2 separate regions of the Homo sapiens genome follow, and region 1 is linked to region 2. A link is a loop called in an ENCODE intact Hi-C map of the cell type or tissue named here. Cell type or tissue: heart right ventricle. All regions are shown on one strand. Links, peaks and the distances in the headings refer to the core of each region. The heading gives the core; the rest is flanking DNA.

Evidence for each region. Hi-C counts contacts between places; a loop is a spot of excess contacts. Peaks named below come from ENCODE experiments on the same cell type or tissue, not always from the same donor. Only the 100,000 strongest peaks of a DNase experiment are listed, where the experiment ranks them.
Region 1: a loop joins it to region 2, with 2.6 times the contacts of the local background. A loop is called at or near these places in 3 of 110 quality-filtered maps.

The regions. Positions count from the first base shown.
Region 1 is chr1:185,983,540-185,986,459 of GRCh38, forward strand. HMCN1 (hemicentin 1) reads left to right here. Exons shown (of 107, transcript NM_031935.3): 19 at 630-774. Among named protein-coding and RNA genes, the nearest start is that of HMCN1, 250 kb to the left of the region's middle. In heart right ventricle, for the core only: no CTCF peak of the experiment used is centred there; no DNase peak of the experiment used is centred there; H3K27ac peaks cover 2,500 bases.
Region 2 is chr1:185,732,262-185,735,181 of GRCh38, forward strand. HMCN1 (hemicentin 1) reads left to right here and starts at 2,130. Exons shown (of 107, transcript NM_031935.3): 1 at 2,130-2,786. The coding sequence starts at 2,519. In heart right ventricle, for the core only: a CTCF peak has its summit at 1,737 (motif pointing left); DNase peaks (open chromatin) are centred at 2,060 and 2,614; H3K4me3 peaks cover 1,531 bases; H3K27ac peaks cover 2,152 bases.

The DNA of each region.
Region 1 (2,920 bases), core at 255-2,754, 250 kb after region 2:
TAAATGTCCTTGCAGAATGATAGTATTTGAGCACACAAGTATCTTATATGCAGTGTGGATGGATGATACAGATTTAGAGGTGATCATTCTTAACTGAAAATATTACCAGCCCTCCCTGACACAATTCAGATGTCACATATTGTCCACTAATATTTGCATCTGTTACCTAACAAGGGTGGGTGTTGAGGTTAAGTCCTTCTCCCTTGGCATGAGTAAGTGCCTATGTGCCAAAATAAAAATATCAAATGGCTTGCTAGTGGTAATAAGGCCTTCTTGGAAAAGAACACTTTAAGCCAAAAGTAAATATTATAGTGAAATTTGGGTTTTGAGTGATGACAAAATTTACAGGAACATTAAACAAGTGATGTCTATATCTTTCTTTTTTTAGCTTGTGCTTAACTCTCTGATAAATATTAATAGGTATAATATTTGGAGGTATATCAGGATTAAATTGTACAATCACACTCTTGGTAACATTTATGCTCATCGTTCTTCACTTAAGGACATTAGAATATTTTGTTTATAGACTTTTAGTAACCCAGTTGGGAAAAAAAGAAAAAGCAGGTTCATTTTTGACTCTCACAAATCCTTTCTTTTTAAATAAAAATTACCTTTTTTTTTCCTTTAAGTTGCTCCAAAATCCTTACATCACTGTGCGCAGTGATGGGAGCCTCCATATTGAAAGAGTTCAGCTTCAGGATGGTGGTGAATATACTTGTGTGGCCAGTAACGTTGCTGGGACCAATAACAAAACTACCTCTGTGGTTGTGCATGGTAAGAGACACACCCAATGTTATTGTTTCGAAACTGTGTTCAAAGTAGTTGTTCTTATATTTTAATCAAATAACTCTGTTCCTCTAATTACAATTAGATATCTCTCTTAATTGTTATTTCCTATTTCTTGAACAATATCTACATTGTTAATGTTGTTTCCAGATTTCCCTTTTTTATGTACACAAAAAGACATTCTTGGGAGTCACCAGCTGAGTCTGGCCAAGGGGTTTTGTAAGTGGTTTCTTAATTGTTAAAAGTGACCTTGGCTCTCAAAGAATTATGTTTAAAAATACATTTTAATTTCAGACAAGCTGAACTCATTATACCCTCCAGATTGCCTTTTCTTTTTGGATTGTGCAACCAGCATGTCCTTACTAATGACCCCTTTGTGCTTGAGCTAGAAATGACCTAAGCTTTTCTAAAGGTCACCTCATGTGCTCCAAACAATCTTCTTGCATGTTAAATAACTTAAAGGTCACAAATAAGAAGATCCAGAAGCAATCTTTTTTCCATTCGTGACTAACAGTAACCAGCTTTTTACATCTCAATAATTGACAGCTTCATAGATTAAGAAATTGTCATAACTTTTTAATATACTTTTTAAAGACTCTGCAACATTGCTTTTTTAAAAAAAACAAAAAAAACCATTGCATTAAAAATAGCTTTGTGTTCAGAGCTGAATATCTGAGGGAAGAAAGTACTACAAAATACTTATTTTTAGTAGTTGATTTATTCTTTATTTAGAGTGTGAATTGGAGAGTCCAGTAGTTTTCCAATTTTGTTTGGTCTATTGACAATATCACTGAATGCAGACCATTTTCTTTTGTTATGTCTGCTTCTCTTAAACAGCCTCTTCCACCTTTCTCAGTTTTACGTTAAGTATCCACCACATCACCTTAGATATTCTTGGAGAAATATTATTTTGAAGAAATACTAAAGCAACACTAAATTAGTTATAACCTAGAGGAATAAATGCATACTGACAGATTGGATATGGTTGTGTAACTATTTTTCAAGAAGACCAGACCATAGATTTCTTGAACAGTGCTTATAGACTAGTTTAAGAATCTAGTGTGGGAGTGCCCTCATGTTATCTCTCTTTGACTTCTAGTGACTGCCTAGAATATTGTGTTGGATAGGATTCTGAGGCTGAATTTTCACTTGGGTGAAAAAAATGACAGGATTAATTAGGATGTCTTTCCTATCAGAGGGGCGAGGATACAGACAAACGAATGATATGGTGTATTGTGATGCAAGAAGTTTTAATATTAAAAATTAAGAGATCATTTCACAAAATTCATTTGTCCATTTTAGTCCAAAATGAGTAACTAATTTAGTCAATGGAGTTAAAAAATTAGTGCAGCCATTTGGCATTAACTAAATCTTGCAGACATTTAGCAGATGGATGTGATGCAGCCTAGCAGCTCTCTATACCTCTGTATTTATGTTAATTAGCAGTGCTGTTCCTTCATCATTCTGTGTCTCCATTTTTAAGAATACTCATTAAAGGCTGTCAATCCAATTCTTAAAATAATGAATGAATACAAGTATAAGTGTAAATTAAAATGACAAAACAGTTTAATTGTCATATTGGTTTATATAGATTGACAATCTGAAAAGAAACTTCTCTTCCACACCCAAATGTCATTAGATTTCAAAACTGTTGCCTAAATTTGCCACTTTTCTTTATTGCTGTCAAACTCAGTATGTTTGTATCAAAATGGCTTATTCCATGTTGCCACAAATTGACAGCATAGTTGAAAGATGAATATTCCATGATGATTCTGAAAATTAATTTTCTTGCTTTAGAGAGTAGCCTGGCATTGTTGTTTAGGGCTGGGGATTTGCTGGCAATTCTTTAAGAATAAATTATCTAAAGAGTGAACCCAGCCATAGGAAAATATGAGTATGTAGCATATCTAATCTAAGCCTTCCAAGGGATTTTTTTGCACTGAGGTTTCTGGTGTCTCTAGTTCTAAAAAACTTCTCCAGAGTAGTTATGATAATCCTTGAAAAATCTGATTTTAAGGAAGAGAAATGATGAGTGATTGAGCTCCCGGGAGCAGTTCCAGTCTCATCTTTCCAGAGGATGGAAAGGAAACGCCTGTTATAGATTGGGCTTTTATTGTCTTCTTCTCACTATGTT
Region 2 (2,920 bases), core at 317-2,816:
AAGGCAGAGATTATTAGCCTGGATGAAAAAGCAAGACCCAATTTTAGGGTGACTACCTAAAATATACTTTAAATATAAAGAAAAAAATAAGTTAAAGGTGAAAGGATAGAAAATGATACACCATGCAACACTAATCAAAAGAAAGTTGCAGTGTTAATATCAGACAAAGTATATTTTGGAACAAATAATACTACCAGGGACAATGAAGGCAACTTCATAATGATAAAGGCGTCAATTCATGTCCATTATGTCAAAAGGACATAATAATCCTATGTGCTTATGTAACTAACCACAGAGCTTCAAATACATGAAGCTAAAACTCATAGAACTGCAAGAAGAAATACACAAATCCACAATTGTCGTCAGATATTTCAATACCACTCTCAAAAACTGATAGAACAAATAGGCAGAAATCAGTAAGGATATAGAAGATTGGAACATTATTAAACAACTTGACCTAATTAACATTTATAGAACATTCCACCCAACAGCATTCTTTTCAAGTGCACATGGAACATTTATAGATCATTTAATCCTTATTAGGTGGGTGCTATCATTATTCCCATTTACAGCTGAGTAAACACAGGTCTGAAAAAGTTTGGTAACCTTCTTGAAGGTCACACAGTTAAATGTCACAGCTGGGCTTTCAACCCAGGGTATCTGACCCAGAACTCTTAATCACTAGGCTCTGTGGCCTCCCTTGAGCACCTGGAATAGCTCAGGTCTCTAAGACTTAGAATGAAATCCTTTTTAAATAAACAACGGAATGGGAGACTCAAATAGCATTCTCTAAATACTGCTTGAGAAGGAAGTACCTTCCCCCTTTCCTCTCATATTCCCACTCAGCCCAAATGGCCTGTCTGCTTCCTTTAAGTGACATGACTTATAGGTATCATAAACTCGGGTTCCACAGCCGCTGGGACTGAAAGAGAAGACAGTTGTAGATTACAAAAGGTTGGTGGGAGCTAACTCTTCCTCAGGCTGCATCTCCGTTGGGTGGGCGGTCTAATATACATCCAAACAGAGATCAAGATGCCTGTTTGCCCCTCTTTAAATGCTGGGATCTGGACAACAACTCCTTTTCCAGGAAGGAAATGCGTTTTTATTAAAATGACATAAAGAATCCTTAGTTCATGGTAGACTTTCTTTGCTTATCCTCTTATCTCTGTTATTAGTACTATAACGTATATAGCAATCACAACACGGAAAAACGTTGGCATGTCTTCCAGGGTGAGGTTTCCTTCTTGACTGGCAAGAAAATGCCATAGAGGGGAGCACCTTTCCAATAGATCTTTGGCTGAGACCTGAGGCATGACTGTTCCAGGGGAGGAAATCTGAAACGGGGATATTATTCTGCCTTACTATGCTGAGCGTAGGATTCAAACTGCTCAGCAAATGTGAATCTTGATAATACAATTAAAAAATCAATTTTCTCTTTAATATGAATTTTATGTCTCATCTTTCCCCACACCTCTCTCGCCCCTCCTCCTTGTCCTTTCTACGGGGCTTCCATCCTGTATTCACATTCCCCTCTACAGTTAGTGACTACCTAGTTCTTGTCTCTCATTTCCCTCAGCAGCCCCTTTCCTCTTCCTGGGCTTCTTGCCCCTTCAGCGTTGTCCTCCCTTCCTTCCCTGCAGTCCAGAGTCTCAGAGGAGATCAAAGAGCGATAGTGTGGCTGCCTCGCAGCTGAGAGAATTTTCCAGCTCCCCCTCCTGGCTGGGCCGAGTTGTGGGCTGAGAGGCAGGAGGCTGGGCTGGGGCGTCTTGACTTTTGGGGGGAATTAGGAAAGAGGTGTCTAAAGCCGCGTTGTACACAATAGAAAAACAAAATTCCCTTTGTGCTAGTGTGGTGTCCCTCGGTTTGGGTCTTTGCCACACATTCTTGAAAGCCATTGTTTACACTAGCGTTTTGCAGGTTAGGAACGGTGCCGGTGGGAACCGAGCTGACACCGTAAGCGCTTCCCTGGGACTGAATTGACCCTACAATCAGTGGAGGGAAAAGTCACCCTCCGGGGGGGCCTCCAGAGCAAAGGAGGGAGGACGGCAACTGGCCAATCAGGAGGCGAGGCCGAGCCAGGCTTCCCCTCGTCGCTCGTGAGCTGCAAACAGTGGAAAGTTGGGAACCTCAGTCGCTGGCCCAGGCGGAGAGCAGCGGCGGCGGCGAGGGCAGCGGGATTCGGGCCGCGGCGCCGCAGGCTCAGAGCTGCCCCCGGGGCATGGACCCGACGCGCCGCCCGCACTCCGCCACAGGCTGTCCAGGGCCCGCGGGCAGATAGCAGTCCAGGAGGAAGCCGCATCCAGACAAAAGCTGCCGCATCCCTGCCCTGCCCAACCCCTGGAGGGATTCGAGTTTGGTGCTTGTCCCCGTCTGATTCTCAGCGCCAAACTTTTTGCTAGTTCAGAGATTCCAAGAGTCTGATGAGTTACTCTGAGAGGAAACCCTCTGCCTGTTGTTGAGGAGGACTGAGCACAGTGCTTAGGCGCTGAGGGGGAAAAAGAGGGGGAAAAAAAAGAAAATGATTTCCTGGGAAGTTGTCCATACAGTATTCCTGTTTGCTCTTCTTTATTCTTCCCTAGCTCAAGATGCGAGCCCCCAGTCAGAGATCAGAGCTGAGGAAATTCCCGAGGGGGCCTCCACGTTGGCTTTTGTGTTTGATGTGACTGGTTCTATGTATGATGATTTAGTTCAGGTGATTGAAGGGGCTTCCAAAATTTTGGAGACGTCTTTGAAAAGACCTAAAAGACCTCTTTTCAACTTTGCGTTGGTGCCTTTCCATGATCCAGGTAAGGGAAATATTTATACTTTGTCTTTGCTATGTCTCATGATTACATTATTTCTCATGCTGTGAATGAAATTGTTTGTCAGGAAGTTTCAAAACCATTTTAAAAAAATGTGCAGCTGAAAATAGTTGTAACAA